Regions from separate parts of the Homo sapiens genome. Here region 1 is linked to region 2. A link is a contact called in ENCODE Hi-C or POLR2A ChIA-PET data. All regions are on one chromosome and are shown on one strand. Each heading gives the region's core, a stretch centred on a gene start or an enhancer-like site at or near the end of the contact. The rest is flanking DNA. Distances are from core to core; before and after follow the strand shown. Region 1 holds the start of LINC02175 (long intergenic non-protein coding RNA 2175). Region 2 overlaps ARHGAP17 (Rho GTPase activating protein 17).

Region 1 (5,067 bases), core at 338-2,837, 91 kb before region 2:
ACATGCCTGACCCAGTCAGAAGAAAGGGGACCAAGCCAGGGCGGGAGGGACTGTGTGGGAAAGAGGAGGCTGAAAGGAGGAGAGACCGCGGGCAGAGGTGGACAAGGGACCAAGGTGAAGACCTTTGAGGTGCTTCTTGAACCACAGTGGTGAATGTCTTTCTGGACAAGAGTGCCAGTGCCCACCGCCATCACAGGACACAGCCCCATCCGCACTCCCGGGACAGCAACATCTCATTGTCCCAAACTCTGCCAATTTCATCAGTGAAAAGTGGAGCCTGGAAGCTTTGCATTTCTTCAATGACTTCGAATTTTTTAAAATGGTCTCACAGATTTCCTGGTCATCGGTATTTCATCTGAAAAGTCTCTTTCTGTGATATCTGCTCATTAGAGCGGAGTTCTTAAAATTATTAGAGAGTGTTATACATTCAGTATATTCACCTCTGTGGTGGTTGCTCTCAGTTTTGTCCAGTTAGTCATTCATCATAAATTTAACTTTGATATCATAATAAAACAGACAAAAGTGTAGTTATTATGTGCTTAAATCTACAGGTGCTTTTTTAAAAAGTTCTTTTTAGAGACAGGGTTTTGCCCTGTCGCCCAGGCTGGAGTGCAGTGGCGCGATCTTGGCTCACTTCAGCCTCCACCTCTTGGGTTCAAGCCATCCTCCTGCCTCAAACTCCAGAGCAGCTGGGACTACAGGTGAAAATATCACAATTATATGTTAGAGAGAGAGAGAATGAATCATTGTAAAACAATGAAAAGGTGAAGAATGTCTGTTACCTGTGTAAGTAACATCTACATCAACCCTCACCTGAAGTTCCTCACCTCTTCCCTTGCTCTTTTCTTCAGCCCAAACACGGTGTTCAACGTTCTTCCCAGTCACCGCCCAAGGCCGCTGTCTTAGCCCTGCCGTCATCACCTCTCTGAGCCTACTGCAGTAGCTTCCTATCTGGGTTCCCTTTCCATTCCTCCCGGGTCCCGACTCCATCGGCTGCCAGTTGACTTCCCACAGCACCAACTTTTCTCAGCCTTCTGCCTATGAGAGCTCCCCAAATTCTACCACGGGAGCCCTCAAACCATGATCCTCCCCAAAACGTGAACAGCAGCTTCTCGAACCATGGACAGATGGCACAGATGACAACCGAAGCCAATCACCACTGCCTGTCCCTGGAAGTGGACGCTCCGGGTCATGGGTGGCCATGTATCTCGGTCCTGCTATCCTGGGTGGTTGGAGGAATTCTAGCAGTGAGAGTTGAAAACCGCTCGGCGCGCGGCAAGAGAGGATGAAGCCCGAGTCTGACCTGGGAAGGGAGCTGCTCCCCGGGCAGTGGACCCCAGGGCTGGCGGGGAGGCGGCCTCGGTCAGCCCAGTTGGTCTCGGGCCGCTGGGCCTCAGCCCCCAAGCCTGGTGCCCGCTGGCCCCGGAGGAGCTGTCCCGCCCCCTCCGGCACTCGCCTTCCGGGGCTTGGTCGGCTAGCTGCTTCACGCGCGCGGGCTGGGGGCCCCAACGGCGGACGAGCGCTGCTCCCACCGCTCCAGCGCCCAGACTGTAGCGGCTCCGCCTCCGCGGTCCGTTGGCCCCGCCCCCACGTCTCTTCCGGGGCCCCGCCCACCCCCTTCGGGCCCGCCCAGCACGGCCTCCCCTTGTGGCCTGGAGCCCCAGGCCGAGGGCGCAGAGACCAGAAGGCCGAGCTGGGCGGCGACCCCCGTTCTTGCCCGGTCACTTCCTGCGGCGCCGCCTGCCCGCTGGCAAACTGTGGCTGGGAGACCCTTTAAATAGAACGTATTAGCCAAAACTAGAAGAGCAAAATATGTACCATGTTTCAATTTAATGGGATTGCCAGGTGTTTTAAGGGTCCGCCGCAACGGTCCCTCGAGTCCCGGGGTTTTTGTCCCCATCAGATCATTCGTGGTGTGGATCTTCCGGGAGGTTATGGGAAAGGGAGACCAGCAGCCGGCTCCGTGGGCGGCCATACTGCTCCCCCAGGAAGGCCAGGCAAATCTTCAGTGCTGGGATCCCCCTAGTACGTTCATTTTGTCTAGGGTCCAGGTGGGGCCATCGAGCCCCTTGCCCACAGGATTGGTCCTTTGGCATGCAGATAAGCAACACCGCCAAGAAAAGCCCATGGGGTCTTTAGGCTGTTAGGAGACCACCAGGGAGCCATTCCTAAATCTTCCCAGGTGATGGTTCCAAAAACCCTGGTGTTTGGGGAAAGGAAAAAGGGTTATCCACAGGACTATGCTGGAACACTTTCCCAAACAGTGTCTGCCTGGCTGTCCCAAGCAGCCGGTGATGGAGCGATGGTCATGAGGCTAGACCAAAGACCACAGAGTCTAGCCTCACTCTAGTGGAACTCAGGCACCCACCCGTTAGGATGTCGTGTTGCTGCTGCCCCCAGGTGGGAGCCTGGGAAACCACCTGGCCGACACGGGCCACACCTGATGGGACCTCACAAGGAGATACAGTCCATTAACGTTCGTCAGGGTGGGAAGAAGTGGCAACACCTACTGAGATAACAAAACTCATTAGCTGAAGGGCAAGCTGGCCAGCAACTGGCAGTGATGTTCTCAATAGTCCTGGCCGCCTTATAAAACCAGCTACTTAGGCCGGGCACGGTGGCTCACTCCTGTAATCCCAGCACTTTGGGAGGCTGAAGTGGGTGGATCACAAGGTCTAGGAGTTCAAGACCAACCTGGCCAGTATGGTGAAACCCCGTCTCTACTAAAAATACAAAAATTAGCCTGGTGTGGTGGTGGGCGCCTGTAGTCCTAGCTACTTGGGAGGCTGGGGCAGGAGAATCGCTTGAACCCGGGAGGAGGAGGTTGCAGTGAGCTGAGATCGCGCCACTGCACTCCAGCCCGGGAGACAGAGCAAGACTCCGTCTCTAAATAAATAAATAAACAAACAAACAAAACCAGCTACTTAGTAAAGGAGCAGCTAGTTAAAGCTAACCAGGGGTCCTCAATCAAGGATGGGCCACACTGTTTGTGATGCCAATCGTTTTATTCACACTCTTTACTCCATTGATGAAAGAGGGATTCCTTCCCCCCACGCTCCTGCCCCCGCCCCTGTCCCCACCCCCAGAGATACGGGGATGGCCGAACACACAACACTTGATGCAGGACGGATGCAATCAACAGCAGCTGACTGGTCACAGATACTCCAGTCCAGGGGAGAAGGACCCTGCACACTATGCAGGGCAATGTGGAGGCTACACTCCGGAACACGGTAACAAGGAGGGGCTGCTGGAGGCAGGCTTTGTAGTAACAAAAGTGCAGAGTGAGCCCTGGTTCCCACGGGAGGGTGTGACTGGCTTGTCTGAATAATTCGTCCTTGAGCTGGCAGGGAACTGAAGCCTACTGTTTGGGGATAAGCAGGCTCTGTGTCTGATCCCTAAAATAAGGAGAGTGTTTAGCCAGAGAATTTCATCTGCGGAAGCAGACAGGGAGCGAGGCTTGGAGTTCAGCCATTTGAGGCCCTCTTGATTTAAATGGATGTAAAGACAGAATTTGATATGAATCCTAATTTCAGGCCTTACACCACAATACACTATTAAAAAGTAAGTTTTCCGAGAACTAGTCATTGAGTTCAGTGTCACAAGATTTTAAATAAACATTCTAAACTCAACTGTGGCATAGTGGTTCACGCCTGTAATCCCAGCACTTTGGGAGGCCAAGATGGGAGGATTGCTTGAGCCAGAGGTTCGAGACCAGCCTGGGTAAGATGGTAAGGCCCTATCTCTACAAAAAAAATATATAAATTAGCCAGGTATGGTGATGAGAGCCTGTGGTCCCAGTTCCATGGGAGGCTGAGGTGGGAGGACCACTTGAGGCTAGGAGGTCAAGGCTGCATTGAGCCATATTCACGCTGCTGGGCTCCAGCCTGGGTGACAGAGTGAGACCTCATCTCAAAAAATAAAGAAAGAAGATAATTTCACCTATTGCTTAACATAGAAAATGGGAGCCCTCAGAATGAGACTCCCTTAACTTCCCCAAGAAACTTAACCATCCTTTTTTACTCTTACAGTTGTGAATGTCCTCCAGTAAAGACCACATGAAACACTTTGTAGTTAAGCAAGTTGGGTTTATTACTTGTTGCAAGGAGGGAAGACTCACACCATGAGGAGCCTATCAGTAAGAGGATGTTAGACCTTTAGGATCTGGGCTTTGGCTGGGTGATTTGGGGGAGGGTCCAGGGGTTTGCTCTGGATCGAGTGCTGATAGGAGGTAGGAAAATTCTATCATCCGGTAGCGGTATCTTTTCTAGAAAGAGGTTTGGCTGGAGTAGGGCTAAAGCTACAATGTGTAAAGAAGCCACAGTCACTCCTATCAGCTGGGAGAAGGGAATGTCTGGTATTCTGTGGGTGGCACAGTGACCTTGCTTTTGTCCTTACACAGAATGATGACGTGGTCTCGTGTCATCTCCTATCATCACCACTGCAGAGTGTCCTTGTGTGAGTGGTCTGCATGATTGTTTATGTCCAATAGGAGAACAACATGGCCTTGTTGTGGGCACCAGCCAGCTTCCAAAAACATACGGCCTGGCTCACAGCACCAGGCAAGCTCCTAGAAGTCAGTTTTGCTTTTCTGTTTTTCACAGTGGAGGAGGTGAGCCTTAAAGAGATCGATAAGGGTTTGCCCGGCAGAAGAAAACAGCGTGAGCAGAGGCATGGAGTCTGCAGTAGAACTGCATGTTAGGTGAACCTGATATAGGGTCAGGAGGGGTAGCAGGAGAGATTTCTGGACAGGCTTTCACACAGTGAATCGTGGAAGCTCCCCCAAATCACCCAGCCAAAGCCCAAATTATAAAGATCTAACATCCTCTTACTGATATGTTCCTCATGGTGTGAGTCTTCCCTCCTTGCAACAAGTAATAAACCAAACTTGCTTGACTACAGAGTGTTTCTGGTGGTCGTTACTGGAGGACATTCACAACTGTAACAGTGAAAAAGGATGGTTAAGTTTCTTGGGGGAAGTTAAGGGAGTCTCATTCTGAGGGCTCCCATTTTCTATGTTAAGCAATAGGTGAAATTATCTTATTTATTTTTTGAGTACAAGTTTTATCC
Region 2 (5,052 bases), core at 527-3,026:
GAATTTGTTCTCTTTTGTCTCTGCCTTGTCAGATTGAGAGACGCCTGGACACGGTGCGGTCAATATGCCACCATTCCCATAAGCGCTTGGTGGCATGTTTCCAGGGCCAGCATGGCACCGATGCCGAGAGGAGACACGTGAGTATCAGATGTGACTCAGACCCACAGTTCCTGCGTCTCTCTGAGGCTTTTCAACCCCTGGATTGGTTGGTTGTCCTAAGTGGCATCAGTGGATCAGCCTTTGGTGACTTCTATCACCAAGCACGCTCATGACACCTGCGTGACCATAGCATTCTTTTGTGTTTAAGACATCGCTGGGCTGGAAGCCCTCCTTACACGGAATCTTCTCCAGGTGCTTTTAAAAGCTCCACGATCATGTGTCATTGATAAGAGAATGGCTGTGTCGGTTATGCATCTTTTGCTGGCAGAAAGCGGAAAGCCTGTCTTAAATTGACATTGAAGTAGAAGTAATGTATTGGTTTGCTAACTGAAAAGTCCAGAGGTTGGGATGGACTTGAGGTCAGGGTTTATCTAACATTTTAGTAATGTAATGAAAAACCCAGTTTCTTTCCTTCTCTCTCCTGTGCCCTCAGTGTCTGCTTTGTCCCTAGACAGGCATCCTCATGATGGCAAGTTGGCTATTGGCAGCTTCTATGGGCTGCTTGTTCCTTGAGTGTGGCCAGTGGGAGTAGAGAGCCTCTCTCCCAGTAGTTCCCCTCCCCTCCCCTCTCGCCTCTTTTTCTTTTTTCTTTTCTTTTTGCTTCCCTTCCCTTTCCCCTTTCCCCTTTCCTTTCCCTTCTCTTCTCTTTCTTTTCTTTTCTTTCCTGACAGGGTCTCACTCCATGACCCAGGCTGTAGTGTGGTAGTACAGTCACAGCTCACTGCAGCCTCAAACTCCTGGGCTCAAGAGATCCTCCTGCTTCAGTCTCCCAAGCAGCTGAGACCACAGTACACACCACCATGCCTGGCTAATTTTTTAAATTTTTTTGTAGAGATGGGGATCTTGCTTTGTTACCTAGGCTGATGTAGAACTCCTGGCCTCAAGCAGTCCTCCCACCTGGGCCTTCCAAAGTGCTGGAATTACAGGCATGAGCCACCATACTTGGCCCCAGTAGTTTTTCTTGATGGAGTGAGAAAGCTGCTTTTTCCAAGCTCTTGGCAGATTGAAAGCGCGTTCCATTGCATTGATTTGTGTGGAGTTACATTCCCCGTTTTTGACTGTTTCTGTTCCACCCTAGTTACCATGGATAGGGGGTGAGGTGGGGTGAGGAGATGGGATGTGCCGATTGGTTTAAGTTAGTTTGGCCCAGACCTAGAGCATGGGCTGTGGTCCTACTCCTAGCTCATAGACTTTATCAAGGCCAGGGTAGATCCCTGAGAAAAATCAGGATACTAGTATAGAGAGGAAGAGGGATGGACTCTAGGAGAGCCATCCGGTGTCTTTTCCAAGGTCCACTTGTTCAGAGCGTTCAGTTCCTAGGTAGAGCCAGTGGAGCACAGCAGCCTTTGTTCATGAGGGAGTTCCATCCTTGCTTTTACAAGTCCCCAGCTTATGAGCATGCGGTAAACCTTAGACCCCATGCAACATTGAAGTGACAGTTTCGGTGACACACAGGGAAGCTATGATTTGGTGTATTGTCACCAGGTGTCTCAAAAGTGAGAACTATTAATAGTATGCAGATGATCTGTGTTACCCTTTTATGTTTCCTACAGACTTTTATGGGGCACCCTGGCAGCAGGGTTTTTCCACTCTTGCACAACAGTGAGGATTCTGCAATCATGTCTGTCATAGGAATGGAAGTTTGCATACACCTATGCTTCCACACTTGCCTCAAAGCTCTGTCCCTCGGAACCAGACCCAGCCTACTGGTTCTGCTTCCTGGAGCTCCTTGTCCTTCTGTTGCCTTCTTCTGCTCTGCTTACCCTTTTCACATTGTTTCATTAAGTTCTCTGCTTCTCTTATTCTCCAAGTCATATTCTCTGGGCCACCTCCTCTGTTCTTATGGCTTCTAACTGATGTGTTTATGCCAGTGACTTCTAAGCCATTTTCAACCAAGCAAAAAACTTCCTCTCTTAGATGTCTATTCTAGCATGCATGATCAGTTCTTCCTTCTGTGTTGACTCTCTGAATTCCATCCACCCTTTTATGCAGGCTGGAAACTGGGGGGCTTTCTTATATTCCTTGTTATTTTTTATTTTCAAGACAGGGTCTCACTCTGTTGTCCGTGCTGGAGTGTAGTGGCACGATCCCGGCCCATTGCAACATTAACCTCCTGGGCTCAAGCCATCCTTCGACCTCAACCTTTAAGTAGCTGGGACTACAGGCTTGCGCCACCAAGCCTGGCTAATTGTTTGTTTGTTTTTTTCGTAGTAGAGATGAGGTCTCATCTGTTGCCCAGGCTGGTCTTGAACTCCTGGGCTCAAGCAGTTCTCCCGCCTTGGCCTCTCAAAGTGTTGGGATTACAGGCATGAGCTACTGTGCTGGGCCTCGCTTTTATTTTATCCTCCAAACCCCATAACTGCCTAATTAGAAAGTCCTTTGATTTCTCTCTGTGAATATTTTAAATTGCTCATCTCCATTGCATCTCTACCACCTTGGCCTTAATGCAAGACCTGACTCCCTCTCACCTGGACTGTTGTAGTCACCTCCTGAGCTACATTTCCTGTCTGTAATTTCCTTTCCAGTCTGTCTTCAACCTGATCACCAGAGTCAATTTCCTGAAACACAAATCAACCCTATTATCCTCCTGCCTAAAAAAAAAAATCTTGGCTCAGTGGTTCTTAACAGGGACCAGAATTACACCCCTGGGGGCATATGGAAATGTGTAGAGACAGTTCGGTCATCACAGGGACTGGCAGGCACCACTGGCATTTGGAGGGTGAACCGAGATGCTAAGCATTTTTTGTTTGTTTGTTTGTTTTTTGAGATGGAATCTTGCTGTGTCGCCCAGGCTGGAGCGCAGTGGTTGATCCCGGCTCACTGCATCCTCCACCACCCGGTTCAAACGATTCTCCCACCTCAGCCTCCCGAGTAGCTGGGACTACAGGTGCACGCCACCAAGCCTGGCTAATTTTTGTATTTTTAGTAGAGACAGGATTTCACCATGTTGACCAGGCTGGTTTCCAACTCCTGACCTCAAGTGATCCTCCCTCCTCGGCCTCCCGAAGTGCTGGGGTTATAGGCGTGAGCCTCCGTGCCTGGCCAAGATGCTAAATGTTTTGTAGTGCCTGGTGAAATAGTTCCACACAGGAAGTATCTTAATGTTAGAAGTGCTTCTTCTGAGGGACACTGGCTGGTTCCCATTGCCTGGGATAAAGTCCACACTCTTTAGATGACTTAAGCCCTTTCTCAGCTGATTCCATTTCTCCTTATCAGCTTCATTGTCTCCTGCTGCTTCCCGTTCACACCCTGTGCCAGCCACATAACACTCACCAGTCCCCAAATATGTCACTGTCCCTCACAGTTCTATCTAGTTCCTGTTGTCTTCCTTGAGACGCAGTCCAAGACATATATTCAATAGAAACAAATATTTATCAAACACCTACTGTGTACAAGTGCTGGAGATATAAAATGAATGAAATGTAAGTTTTCATGGTCTCATGGGGGAGATACATACAAATGGATCATTATAAAACAAGATGCTCAATAAAACATGCACAGGGTTTTATGGGGGGCCCAGAATGGGTACCAGAGGAAGAGGGAGGTAGTTAGGTGAGGCTTCCTGGAGGAGGTGGTGTCTGCCCTATAAAGGAGGGAAATTAGTGGCAGGTGGTGGGAATATTCCAGGCAGCTGGGGCAAAGTGCTTGGCCCTCATTTCTGAAACCTAATGCTTTAGCTTTCCTTTTCCAACGTCAAACGAAAGTGCCAAAGACAGGGCTTTGAGGATGCCTACACTTTGCACTTGGGAAGAGGAGTTACCACAACAATGGTGAGAGAAGACTAATATGGAGAAAATTGCAGCAGTCTCCAGGGCTCTAGAAAACACAGGAGGAACCTCCCAAAGGCCTCATAACATGCTTCCTGCATGGGAAGAGGCAAGAATAGAAGGGAAGAGAGAGACATGAGGCAGGTGACCTTTGCAGCCCAGCCACCATTGACATGGCAGAACTGTCGTGGGTCAGATAAGATAGATTATTAGATTAGAGAATTATTTCTTTTTGTGCGATTGGCATGCATTTTACAAATTAAGTCTTTAGAGCATTTAAAATTCATCCCTGGCCAGGCATGGTGCTGCACTCCTGTAATCTCAGCACTTTGGGAGGCCAAGGTGGGTGGATTGCTTGAGCTCAGGAGTCGATACCAGCCTGTGCAACATGGCAAAACCCCGGAAGTGGGTTGCAGTGAGCTGAGATCGCGTCACTGACCTCCAGCCTGGGCAACAGAGCCAGACCCTGTCTTAAAAAAAAAAAAAAATTATCCCTGATGATAGAAAGCTGTTCACCTCTAGGAAGCACGAAGCCCTCCCTGTGGAGGAGTTCAGTGTTGATACTTGATTAATGAGCCCATATGTTAAGCAGAGTTTCCTTATTTATGTACATAGGAAACAAGATTGTTGTGGCTTTGGGGTCAGGTTAGGGAAACCACAAAACTATTTACAGCTGCCATCTTGAGTGATGCTTGTCAAAATAGAGTTTTCTATTATTTTTTTTCCATAGACTCCTAGAGTTCCAGAGTTGCACAATATATTTGTCTTGATTATTGCATTGATCTTTAATAGGTATTTAACCTCCTTTAGAAAGGCAGCATAACCAAAAGGTAGGAATTATCCCCTATTATTCTCATGTCTTCCTTGTCCAGAAATGGGGCAGCTGGGAATAGTCTCCTTGTAGTGCAGATGGAGCCCATTATTTATTTATTTGAAAATAATTTTGTAGGAAGCCGAGGTGGGAGGATTGCTTGAGACTAGGAGTTTGAGACCAGCCTGGGCAACATAGTGAGACCTTGTCTCTACAAAAAATTTAAAAATCAATAATTTGGGGAGAGGGGAAATGAGTAAATGCCTCTGTTTATTTTTAAATTTCAGCTTACTGTTTTGAATAGGTTCTACATTT

Evidence for each region. A loop is a pair of places that touch in the nucleus more often than their neighbours do. ChIA-PET counts read pairs that join two places held with the same protein, here RNA polymerase II (POLR2A). Pooled maps may share reads with other maps.
Region 1: a pooled map shows a loop between it and region 2 (2.7-fold over the local background). The contact joins the promoter of LINC02175 here to the enhancer-like site in region 2. A Hi-C loop is called at or near these places in 6 of 168 maps with a recorded cell type or tissue (cardiac septum, gastrocnemius medialis, heart left ventricle and 2 more) and 11 of 50 pooled maps. POLR2A ChIA-PET finds 5 or more read pairs at or near these places in 5 of 52 experiments (Caco-2, GM12878, MCF 10A and 2 more).

Annotation. Positions count from the first base shown.
Region 1 is chr16:25,063,407-25,068,473 of GRCh38, reverse strand. It overlaps LINC02175 (long intergenic non-protein coding RNA 2175), which reads right to left and starts at 1,587. Exons shown (of 2, transcript NR_135197.1): 1 at 828-1,587; 2 at 1-695. RefSeq lists a silencer at 1,295-1,684.
Region 2 is chr16:24,972,300-24,977,351 of GRCh38, reverse strand. It overlaps ARHGAP17 (Rho GTPase activating protein 17), which reads left to right. Exons shown (of 20, transcript NM_001006634.3): 3 at 33-137. Among named protein-coding and RNA genes, the nearest start is that of ARHGAP17, 41 kb to the left of the region's middle. Within about 2 kb of position 1,776, at least 6 of the 41 ENCODE cell types and tissues checked have a DNase peak (open chromatin) inside an H3K27ac peak, as active enhancers do; they include GM12878 and gastrocnemius medialis, where a contact is called at or near this core.